2 separate regions of the Homo sapiens genome follow, and region 2 is linked to region 1. A link is a contact called in ENCODE Hi-C or POLR2A ChIA-PET data. All regions are on one chromosome and are shown on one strand. Each heading gives the region's core, a stretch centred on a gene start or an enhancer-like site at or near the end of the contact. The rest is flanking DNA. Distances are from core to core; before and after follow the strand shown.

Evidence for each region. Hi-C counts contacts between places; a loop is a spot of excess contacts on that map. ChIA-PET counts read pairs that join two places held with the same protein, here RNA polymerase II (POLR2A). Pooled maps may share reads with other maps.
Region 2: a loop to region 1 is called in a pooled map, with 8 times the contacts of the local background. The contact joins the promoter of NORAD here to the promoter of MMP24-AS1-EDEM2 in region 1. A Hi-C loop is called at or near these places in 1 of 168 maps with a recorded cell type or tissue (naive thymus-derived CD4-positive, alpha-beta T cell) and 8 of 50 pooled maps. POLR2A ChIA-PET finds 5 or more read pairs at or near these places in 1 of 52 experiments (HEK293).

Annotation. Positions count from the first base shown.
Region 1 is chr20:35,276,357-35,282,182 of GRCh38, forward strand. It overlaps MMP24-AS1-EDEM2 (MMP24-AS1-EDEM2 readthrough), which reads right to left and starts at 1,766. Exons shown (of 15, transcript NM_001355008.2): 1 at 1,690-1,766. MMP24 (matrix metallopeptidase 24) reads left to right here. Exons shown (of 9, transcript NM_006690.4): 9 at 1-642. It overlaps MMP24OS (MMP24 opposite strand), which reads right to left and starts at 1,766. Exons shown (of 2, transcript NM_001355003.2): 1 at 1,653-1,766; 2 at 1-1,576. The coding sequence starts at 1,573. The coding sequence ends at 1,358. EIF6 (eukaryotic translation initiation factor 6) reads right to left here. Exons shown (of 7, transcript NM_002212.4): 4 at 4,298-4,473; 5 at 3,586-3,762; 6 at 3,210-3,391; 7 at 2,562-2,850. The coding sequence ends at 2,841. RefSeq lists enhancers at 1-309, 896-995, 1,116-1,285 and silencers at 1,416-1,635, 1,726-1,945.
Region 2 is chr20:36,048,366-36,054,191 of GRCh38, forward strand. It overlaps NORAD (non-coding RNA activated by DNA damage), which reads right to left and starts at 2,595. Exons shown (of 1, transcript NR_027451.1): 1 at 1-2,595. RefSeq lists enhancers at 1,592-2,791, 2,272-2,843 and a silencer at 2,331-2,540.

The DNA.
Region 1 (5,826 bases), core at 516-3,015:
TACTTTGCAAAGCACTTTATTAGCTCACACCTGTCCACTCACATGAAACTCGTGTTAGGCCCTGGGAGGCCGACGGTAACTCTCACCGTGCCCTCAGATGAAGCACAGAGAGGTTGTTACTTGCCCGGGCCATCCAGTGGGCTGGCTGGGTCTTGTGTCCCCATCTGTGGACCCCTCTAGGGTCTGAGATGAGATGAGAAGTGTCTCCTGTATCCACCTCTTCCTGGCCTCCCTTCCCCCACTTCCTGGTCCCTGTCCACTCCTCAGGTTGGTGCTCTCACTTCTTGAAAGCTCTAGGCACCCCCGCCTCCCGCCAGGCTCCCCATTGGCTCCTGGCAGGCCAGCTGAGAATGAACAGGAGATGGAGGCAGGCAGCCCAGGCTGCAGAGGTGAGGGATGTGGGGCCAGGCCCAGAGGGCTCAGCCTAGAGGCTTCCAATCTCAGATTCTCCTGCCTGTGGTCATCTGTTTGTCCATCACCCCAGGACAGGGCAGACAGAGGGGCAAAGCACTGGGGGCCCCAGAGCCTAGCTTCCCCTCAGCCTGGGGGACATCACAGCATTTCAGTGTCAGTCACATTTTAAACTGATCAGCCTTTGTATAATGTTTTTTAAATCATTTCTAAATAAAACAGAAATACAGAGTGTGTCATTTCCCTGGGATGAGGGAACAAAGATCAGGTTCCAAGAGTAACCTTAGGACGCTCTGGGAAGAGAACCGGGTCCTTTGGGGTGTCTGGGAGCTGCCCACCCATCTCCTCTGCCAGACCGGCGGTCAGATAGCCTCCCTCTACAACAGGCTGGCCCTGGGGGCCCAGGGTTATTGGGGTTCCAGGAACACAGCCTGATGATGCCTCCTTACGATCCAGGATGGAGAGCAGCCCCCCCAGGAGTATGGGGAGGGTCACTGTGGCACGGGCTTCTCCATGACCTGGGACATGACCTGGGACACATAGTCAAGAGCACGGTTATCAGCAATACAGATATTAATAAAAGGCAGACGAAGTCAGGAGGTCAGCAACTTTGCGGGCTTACCAGGAGGCCTGTCCTGCCTCTGGAAGCCAGCGACAGAGAGGGATGCCCCCGACCCAGCCAGCCGGAGAAAGGGATGGGGTGGTCACGAAGGTCTGAGCTGGGTCTGGGTGTAGGCTGGGAAGCAGGCTGGGGTGTAGACTGCGAAGGCGGCCCTGCCGGGACTTCTTTCCAGTCCCCGGCGACCTCTTCGAATTCTCTGCTATCTCTGGGGAGCCTCGGGTGGGAGGGGGTGTAAGAGACGCAGGGACGTGGGGAGAGGAGACAAGGCAGGCAAGAACCACAGGGGACGGCGGACAGACGGGCGACATCCTGCGGAGGACGCCGTCAGTACCAGGAAGTGCAGGCGATGAGGAAGCGCACGTCGTCCAGCGGCCCCCACGGGCTGGGCTCGGGCTGGGGCTGGGGCTGGGGCTGGGGCTGGGGCTGGGGCGGATGCCGGGGCTGTTCCGGGCCCTCCGGCGCCGCAGGCTGGGGCTGGGGCTGGGGCTGGGTTTGCGCAGGCTCCGGGGCGCCGCGGCCGCCGCTTAGCTGAGCCCCCATGGTCTGCAAGAAGAGAAGCCCTTTAAGGTCTGGGTCGCCGGGACACCCCGCTAGGGCCCCGCCCCGGCTCTGCCCTCACCTCTCGCAGCCAGACCCGCGGGTCTCCCGGAACCCACCTCGGCGTCGGGAGGAGCTGGCGCCGTGACGCCACCACCGCGTACCGACCTCACCCTCCGTGCGTTGGAGCGGAAAGAAGGGACTCGACCCTGTGCTTCGGGGCGGGGCTCCGCGACCGTCCCCCGCCAATCCCGCCCCAGCGCCTCAAGGCCCCGCCCCGCGCAAGGGGACGGAATGCACCCCAACAGCCTCCAAGACGCCCAGGCCAGGAGGACGCTGGGAACCCGCTGCCCCGCCCCACGCCCACCCAGGAAAAGACCTGCAACCTCCATCCACCTTAGTCAAAGAATGCCCCGAAGCCAGATGCCCCAGAGCTCTCACAGGGGACTTGCCCAGCTCAGGGGAAAATCGGAACGGACTCTCTGCCTTTCAAGGCCAGAGAAGACCGGCGCAGAAGTCGGGTGAAAACTGTGAGAACTAGACCGGGCGCCGTGGCTCACGCCTGTAATCCCAACACTTTGGGAGGCCGAGGCGGTGGGTCGCTTGAGTTCAGGAGTATAAACCAGCCTGGGCAACACAGTGACTTCGTTTCTACAAAAAAATAAACGAGGCGAGAGGATCGCTTGAGCCCAACAGGTCAAGGCTACAGTGAGCCATCCTTGCGTCACAACACTCCAGCCTGGGTGACAGAGGGAGACACTGCCTCAAAAAGAAAAAAGAAAAAAGGAGAACTGTAGTGGAGAGTGTTTCTTGCCCCAGGATGAAGCCTCACATCCTGATGGTAGAGGAGAAGGGAATGGCGTGTGTGGAGGTGGTGAACTGGGTTGGGTGTGTGTTGTGTTCATCCCACCCTATCTTCCCAGAATGCTGGAACAACTGGAGAGTGCAGGGATTGTACACAGGCTGAGGGCCCCAAACATCACATTCAGAATGGCCCGGAGGGAACTGCACTTTAATGGGGTGGCACAGGACAGCAGAACCCTCAGCCAGCAGCCACAGGGCCTGCCAGCCAGCACAACAGAGCAGGTTTTTGCAGTAATGATAGATCCAGGCGATAAGCACAGGTGGAAAAGGGTTGGGTGCCCAGCCCCTCAGTCCCAGTGAGCTCTCTGCCACCTCCCTGCCAGCATCCGGTACAGATTGGGCGGAATGTGGAGAAGGTTGGCCACAGTCCAGAGCCAGGAGCCCATGGAACAACTTGGAAGGTGACTCAGGTGAGGCTGAAGAGAAAGGAAAGCGCACGGTCAGTAGCTGTTTCACAGAGCCCACCTCACTCTCAAGTGAGGTGCCTGCCTCAGCCCTCATCCCGGGACCAGCTCTGACAAGCTGCTCAAGCAGCTACTGCTCTAGTATCCTAGCCCTGAAAAACCACAAAGATGAGGATTAGCAGATGCTCAAGAAATATTTTTTGAATATGCTGGCTCTTATCTGCTCAGCAGTGTACAGATATGCTCTCACACTCGAGAAGCTACCAGAACAAACTGGTAGGCTCCCATTCTAGATGACATCTTTTCCCCATACTCTCAAAATGCAAGTTAACCCCCAACCCTGAGCAGAAGAAAGGAGAGGCCCCAGGTACCTGTCAATGAGGGAATCCCGCATGCTGGTGGCAATGGTGCTAGGCTGGGCTTCATTCAGCTTGAAGACACTCTCCACCACTGACAGCTCTGTGCTGGTTGTGTCCAGGCCACAGAAGGCACACCAGTCATTCACCACCATCCCAGCAGCAATCACCTCACTGCCTCGGTTCACAGTCCCCGCCTGCCAAGGGATGGGCTCAATGTGAGTCACGGCACCAAATTCTCTCCCTCCTCAATGAAGACTCTCCCCAAACCCTGCTCCTCCCTGACCTGCAGCCCCAGTCCCAAACTGTGGCAGGTAATGACCCAGACTCCCAAACACTAGGCAAAAGGATCTGCCTCGGGAGACGGGGTTCAGAGGACAGGAATGCTTACCACAAGGGGGACTTGAAGAAGAGAGGACAGCTCATCCTGGTCTTCAATTGAAGTCTTGGGATGCACCAGCCCTCCCTGATTGCTGAAGACACAGTAGCTTCCTACTAGCACCTGGTCGGCCACTGTCTGTCTGAAGACTTCCACCTTGAGCACATCTGCCAGAATTTCTTCTGTCTCCTGTCAATCAAAGATATTGTGTTCAGGGCTCAGAACTTACAGCCCCAGAACCAAGGTTCTCCATGCCCAGAAGCATCCAGGCCTTGGCTCCCTGAGCCCCTCATTTCTCCTCTGTACCTCATATGAAAGCCTCACCCAGAGAAAGGAGGAAGTACAGCTTAGAGCAGAGTCAAGGGCAGCTGTGAAGCCCCTAATATTCATGCATGCCCTGAACAGCTGGAGGCTGGTCTCAATATCACTTCTTTCCCCTCTCACCCACAGTCAAAAGTTCAACAGTCAATCACCTATCCTGGCCCAGGATGCAGGACTGGATGGTTCAATCTCCCCAATCATGAAGGATTCATACCCTCCCCAGCTTCTTTCTGACACTTGATAAGGCCTCTGTTATCACTATTCCAATGAGTACCTGAAACTCAAGAGCCCATATAGAAAAACCACAGGAGAGACCCCTAATTGCTGCCTGTTGGGAAAGAACAGTGGCTAACCACTGACTAGGATGGCCCTGTGACTCTTGGGTCAAGTTGGGCTGCCTCACCCTGTCCAAGTCTGGGTGGACCAAGGCCACGTAGTCATTGCAGGTGGTGACATTGCCCAAGGCTGAGAGCCGCTCCTCCACCCGCCTAATCTGCACTGTGTCTGGGAGGCTGTTGCGAATGTGTTGCAGCTCCTGGTCGGTGGTATTGTTGGGTACCAGGAGACCGTGCCTGTTCCCTGGAGAAACCCAAATTAGAGGGTGAATACACAAGATGCCTGCTGAGCCCTAGGGGCTGAGGATACCACTCAGCCCAGCCCAATCAGCTTTCCCAGGAAAGCTTTAGGCCCAGAGCCCAGCCCTCCAACCCACTGATCTGGAAAACACCCAGGGCAGGCCAGAGACCACCCAGGAATCCCAATAAATCCTGCCTACTTCACCATCACCAACTGGGAGGGAAGCTGAGCTCTTGGCATTAGCTGTATATTTTGCTACTTAAAAACTGAGCTGCCGGGCGTGTTGGCTCACGCCTGTAATCCCAGCACTTTGGGAGGCTGAGGTGGGCAGATCACAAGGTCAGGAGATCGAGATCGAGATCATCCTGGCTAACACGGTGAAACCCCGTCTCTACTAAAAATACAAAAAATTAGCCAGGCGTGGTGGCGGGCGCCTGTAGTCCCAGCTACTCGGGAGGCTGAGGCAGGAGAATGGCGTGAACCCGGGAGGCGGAGCTTGCAGTGAGCCGAGATCGCGCCACTGCACTCCAACCTGGGTGACAGAGCGAAACTCCGTCTCCAAAAAAAAAAAACAAAAAAACAAAAAAAACTGAGCTAACACTACACACATAGCAGAATGGCTAGATTATTATTTTTTAAGGCAGAGTCTCACTCTGTCACCCAGGCTGGAGCGCAGTGGTGCGATCTCAGCTCACTGCAACTTCTGCATCCTGGGTTCAGGTGATTCTCCTGCTTCGGCCTCCTGAGTAGCTGGAATTACAAGTGCGTGCCACCACACCTGGCTAACTTTTTGTGATTTTGTAGAGATGGGGTCTCACTATGTTGGCCAGGCTGGTCTCGAACTCCTAACCTCAGGTGATCCGCCCACCTCGACCTCCCAAAGTGCTACGATTACAGGTGTGAGCCACTGCCCCCAGCCAGAATGACTAAAATTTTTACAAGTCATCAATTCCAAGTGTTGGCAAAGATATATGGAGCAACTGAACTCTCATACTGAGACAGGAGTGTAAGTTGGTCAATCACTTTAGATAATTATCTGGCATCATCTGCAACTACTACTAAATAGTCACATAACCTGTGACTCTGCCATGCCACTCTTAGGTATCATATACCCAGTAGAAATATGTACATGTGTTCACTAAAAAAACATAGCAGCACTATTACTTTTTTTTTTTTTTTTGAGACGGAGTCTTGTTCTGTTGCCCAGGCTGGAGTGCAGTGGCACAATCTCGGCTCACTGCAAGTTCTACCTCCCCGGTTCACACCATTCTCCTGCCTCAACCTCCCAAGTAGCTGGGACTACAGGCACCCGCCACCACACCTGGCTAATTTTTTTGTATTTTTAGTAGACACGGG
Region 2 (5,826 bases), core at 1,345-3,844, 770 kb after region 1:
GATTAAGCTGAAATTTTCTAATAAACAATGGCAAAACACCATTTGCAATTTCTTCCCTCCCACCTCCCAGGTGGTTCAACAATTCCACTTCCAAACAGCATTTCCCATCAGTTTTTAAAAGCTATTTACAAAGTGTTATTCTACTACCACTTTTAAATACATCAAGCACTTCCAAATATCTAGAAAGACTAGATATTTCATATAACTTGTCCACCACATACACAGCACTGTTAAATAAAATTGCACACACATAACAATGGTTATCATCTGAGGTATCTTCTAAATGTGGCCATTTTGGCCTTGAATCATTCCCTCCTCCCTTCCTTCTCTGCCTTCAATCCAGTGGACAAGTACAGGCACGTGTAATGCTTAGAGATGGTCAAACAAATTCCTATGCAAAAGTCTTTACAGAAGACAAGTTTTCCTACGAATTTCAACACAAAGTGTACAAAATATGCTAATTTTACTCCTTTGTCATACACTGGCAACCTCTTTAACATCTAGAGACTAGATGTTGAAAAATTAGGACTATTTGTCCATTATATATACTATATACAGAGCAAAACAAAATGCACAAAACATATAGAAAAATGGTGTCTGAAAATGTCCAAGTATGAACACACTAGTAATATTACCTTTTGCAATTTCTTCCCTCCTACCTCCTCTAAACTATTGAACAAGTATAGACATTACTATACTGTTCACAAAGGTGGCTTCACAATTCAATTTCCAAAAGCATTTCCTATGAATTTTAGCAAAAAGATATTTACAAAGTGGTATTTTACTACCTATACATTTAACATACATCGGGCACTTCTAAACATCTAGATAGACTAGATGTTTCAAGTAAGGAGTTAATTTGTCTACTATGTATACAGCAGTCTTGAATAAACTGCAAACATGTAACAACAGTTATAATTTGAAAGAGTCTTCCAAATGTGAACATTCTGGCCTAGAACCCTTCCCATCTCCATCAACCCAGAAGACATCAAATTTTCAGAAGACAATCTTTCCTAGGACTTGTAAAACAAAATGTACAAAATATATTAGTTTACTAACTCTACTTTTGTCATACACTGGCAACCTCTTTAACATCCAGAAAGACTAGATGTTGTCAATTAGGACTCGTCTGTCCTTTATGTACACTATATACACAGATAAGTAAAACAAAATGCACAGACATAATGATTCATCTTGCCTCGCTGTAAACAGGATGGCATAGAGCTCTCTGCACCTCCCCCTCCTCTCTCCTCCCCTGAACCACTGCACAAACACAATGAGTATTACTCAACAGGTGATTTGGCCATTCCCCCCCAAAAATATTTCCTATGAATTGTAACAAAAAGGTATTTACAAAATGTGATTTTGCTACCTCTAATTTTAACATATCAGGCACTTCAGAACATCTAAAAAGAAGAGACATTTCAAAAAAGCTTAGCATTGTCAACTATATACACAGTAGTGAGGAATAAAATGCACACAAAACAATGGATAGAATATGAAAATGTCTTCTAAATATGACCAGTCTAGCATAGAACCTTCTTCTCTTCCTTCTCAGGTCTTCCAGCTCCATGTCATCTAACCCACTTAACAAACGTGGACGTATCGCTTCCAGAGGCCGTCTTAACAACTCCATTTCCAAAAGTCATCTCCAGAAGACATGTATTTTCTATGATTTCTTTTAAACAAATGAGAATTTACAAGATGTGTAACTTTCTAACTCTATTTTATCATACGTCGGCAACCTCTTTCCATCTAGAAGGGCTAGATGTGACAAATGTTTTCTATTAAAAGGTTGGGGTGGAGTTGAGAGCAGCTTTTTCATATTATATACACAGGCCTTCCATAAACGGCCAGTAAATCTTCCCAGAGGGTGGTGGGCATTTCCAACGGGCCAAACGTGGCCTGTCATTCTACCATTTCTCTCTTCCGACAGCAAAGTCTGGTAGAATGAAGACCAACCGCCCGATGGCCGCTAACCGTTCCACCCGTCGTCGTTCGGGACTTCGCTCACCTTCCAGGCCCCTTAAGGCCTTTGTCCGTTGTCGTCAGGACTAGGTAGGTCTCGCCCAATGGCGACAGAGTGGTCACCCGGGAACCGGATCTGCGCGGCTCCGTGGCCTAAAGAGGCGGCCGAGCCTGCTTGCGTCCCTAGGCCGCCTTCCCGGGCCGTCCACGCCTTAATGGCCTCCGCCGCGCGGCGTTCGAGCTGCCGCCATACTTCCCGGCCCACCACGCCCAGCGCCGCCCAAAGGCGCTGCGTCCCGGCGGCTCTGCGGGGGTTTCGTCGAGGCTTGGGTCGGGAGACCCGGGTGCCGGCGGGGTCCGGGCTGGGAGACGCCACGGCCGCCATTAGTCACCGAGGTGGGGTGGGAAAGAGAGGTTCGCTGCGGCTTCAAGGTCTGGGCACAGCCAGTGGGCGGGCACAGCCAGTGGGCAGCCACAGCAGAGGCCTCCGTTATCTGCAGGGCAGAGGGCTCGGCCTGTCCCGGGGCCCCCCAGTTCACCCGCCGGCCCGGGGCCGGAGGGCCTGGAGGGCCCTGGAGGAGCGGGCTGCGTTCTGCGTCTCTCCGCGATCTCTGCCGGACCGGAACTGACTTGGCAGTTCTCTGCGCTGGCAAGAGAGGAGCGGTACCGGAAGTGCCCTTGCGCTGGGGGCCCGCGAGCCGTGGTTCCGGGTCTGCAATGTTCCGGCGTGGGGGTGGGGAATGGGGAATGGGGTGTGGTCACGTGGGGTTAGGGCCCCCTCCACCCCGCTTGCTCTTCGCAACGGAAATTGCTACTGGCCTCAGAATTCCCTGAGCAAACGTTGCTTCTCTATCTCCTTACTCCTCCGGTGCTGGATAAGAAGACTCCAATATTTCATTTATTGACTCATTTACCACCTGTTTACCGAGCACCTATGTGCCTCTAAGCACGGGGGAGTGCAGCAGTAAAGAAAAAAACACAGGAAAATTTCTGCTCTCCTAAAATTTACATTCTAGTAAGGGAAACAACAATAAACAAGATCCTTAAAATGCATAAAAGGGTAGATAGCGAAAGTGCTTTGGAAACATAAAAAGGAAAGAGGAATATGAAGTGCAGGTGCGGAATGCTTTATAGTACGGCCAGGTGACTCTGGAGCAGAGACCCGAAGGAGGCGAGGGGATGAGCCATGCTTGGAGATGTCTGTAGGGGAACAGCTTATGCACAGGCCACAAAGCCGAAGCATGTGGGCCAGGCCTGTTCCAGGAACAGCAAAGAGGCTGGGGAAGAGAGGAGAGAAATGGGACCATGGGAGGGAGTTGAACTGCAGTGCGGGAGAGCTGAAGTGGAGGCAGGGGCAGAAGCAGGGAGACCTGATAACTGACTGTTGCAATCAAGCAGGTGAGCTATGATAGGGACTTATGCCAGGGCGACGACAGCAAAGGGGGCAAAAAGTGGTTGAATTCAGGGGTTGACATAAGCTCAAGTCTATAAGATTTGCTGACGGACCAGATGTGAAGTGGGAGAGCGAGAACTGAAAGATGACTCCACACTTTTTGGCCTGAGCAAATGAAAAGGCAGCCGCCTTAAGTGAGATGGAAGAAACCATGGGAGGAGCAAGCTTTGGGGAGAACACCAGGAGCTGAGTTTTAGGCATGTTAAGTTTGAGATGTCTGTTTGACATTCAAGTGGAAATGTCAAGCAGACAGATGGATTTATGAGTCTGGCATTCAGGGAAAGGTTTGAACTGGAGATGAATCTTTGGGAGTCGTCAGCATATAGATGTCTTTAAAACCTTGAGGCTGCATGAGAGAACCAAGAGAGGGACAAGGTCTGAGGTCTGATCCCTGGGTAACGTTTACAGGTCAGGGAATGAGAAGGAACCAGCAAAGGAGACTGAGAAGCGACCAGGGTGGTAGGAGAACAACCAGGAGAGTGTGGTGTCCTGGAAGTAAATGAGGAAAGTGTTTCAAGGGGAATTTATCAACAGTGTCAAATGCTGCTGATGTGTCAATTAAGATAAGGTTGGAAATGACACTTCCAGCTTTTAGAATTAATGCTGTGATGAACTTCCTCGTGAATTTTCACATTTTGTGTAGACTTCTGAATTCCTTTGGGTTTTTTTGTTTTTTGTTTTAGATGGAGTCTTGCGCTGTCACCTAGTCTAGAGTGCAGTGGCGCGATCTTGGCTCACTACAACCTCCACCTCCCAGGTTGAAGTGATTCTCCTACCTCAGCCTCACGAGTAGCTGGGATTATAGGCGCCCGCCACCGCGCCCAGCTAATTTTTGTATTTTTGAGTAGAGACGGGGGTTTCACCATGTTGGCCAGGCTGGTCTCGAACTTCTGACCTCGTGATCCACCTGCCTTGGCCTCCCAAAGTGCTGGGATTACAGGCGTGAGCCACCGCCCCCAGCCTCTGAGTTCCTTTGTTTGTATTTGTATTTTTATTTTTTTTTTTTGAGGCAGAGTCTTGCTCTGTTGCCCAGGCTGTAGTGAAATGGTGCGATCTTGACTCACTGCAACCTCCACCTCCTGGGTTCAAGTGATTCTCCTGCCTCAGCCTCCCAAGTAGCTGGGATTACAGGCACTCGCCACCAGGCCAGGCTAATTTTTTGTATTTTTAGTAGAGACGGGGTTTTACCCTGTTGGTCAGGCTGGTCTCGAACTTGTGACCTCAGGTGATCCACCCACCTTCGCCTCCCAAAGTGCTGGGATTACAGGTGTGAGCCACCGCACCTGGCCTGCATTTTTATTATTTTTAAAATTATTTATTTATTTATTTATGTTTGAGACAGGGTCTCGCTCTGTCATCCAGGCTGGAGTGCAGTGGTGCCATCTCGGCCCACTGCAACCTCCAACTCCTGAGTTCAAATGATTCTCCTGCTTCAGCCTCCCAAGTAGCTGGGACTACAAACGTGTGCCACCATGCCCAGCTAATTTTTGTATTTTTAGTATAGATGAGATTTCACTGTGTTGGCCAGGCTGGTTTCAAACTCCTGACCTCAGGTGATCCACCTGCCTCGGCTTCCCAAAGTGCTGGGAGTACAAGCATGAGCTACCACCACTGGCCCTGAGTTCCTTTGGATACAATTCTGGAAATGTAAAGAAAGATCAAAGGATTAAGACTCTTGATGCAGACTCAGACATGATTCCCAGGAGGAAAATCCTGCAGTCAGAAAGGCCTTGCTGGTGGAAGGTGGACAGGAGAGGTGGCGAGAAGTCCAGGGGCTCTAGTCCACAATGAGATGACAAGGCCCTGAGCCAGGAGAGTTGCACAGAAGTAGAAAACCGGTGAAGTGAGTGTTTCTAGCATTTCAAGAGAAGAAGCCAGTGGGCTGAATACCTGAGAGAAGAGGGAGGAGGGGAAGGAAGAGCCATGGATTATACAAGTTTCAAACACTAGCGCTAATGGGTAGTTTGGTAGTTGATACATTAGCCAAGACAAGGAGTAGGAGAGGCTCCTGGTCCCCTTTCTGAGCTTCCCACCGCCTAAGCAGCCAAACATGTGGGTATTCCTGGAACCTAAAGATGAGGATGATGAAAAACATGTATACATCCTGCTTTCTTTTTCTTTTTCTTTTATTATTTTTTTTCCGAGACGCAGTCTTGCTGTGTCTGGGCTGGAGTGAAGTGGTGTGATCTCGGCTCCCTGCAACCCTCGCCTCCCAGGTTCAAGCGATTCTCCTGACTCAGCCTCCTGAGTAACTGGGATTACAGGCACGTGCCACCACATCCCTTTAATTTTTGTATTCTTAGTAGGGATGGGATTTCACCATGTTGGCCAGGCTGGTCTGGAACTCTTGACCTCATGATCCGCCCACCTCGGCCTCCCAAAGTGCTGAGATTACAGGCATGAGC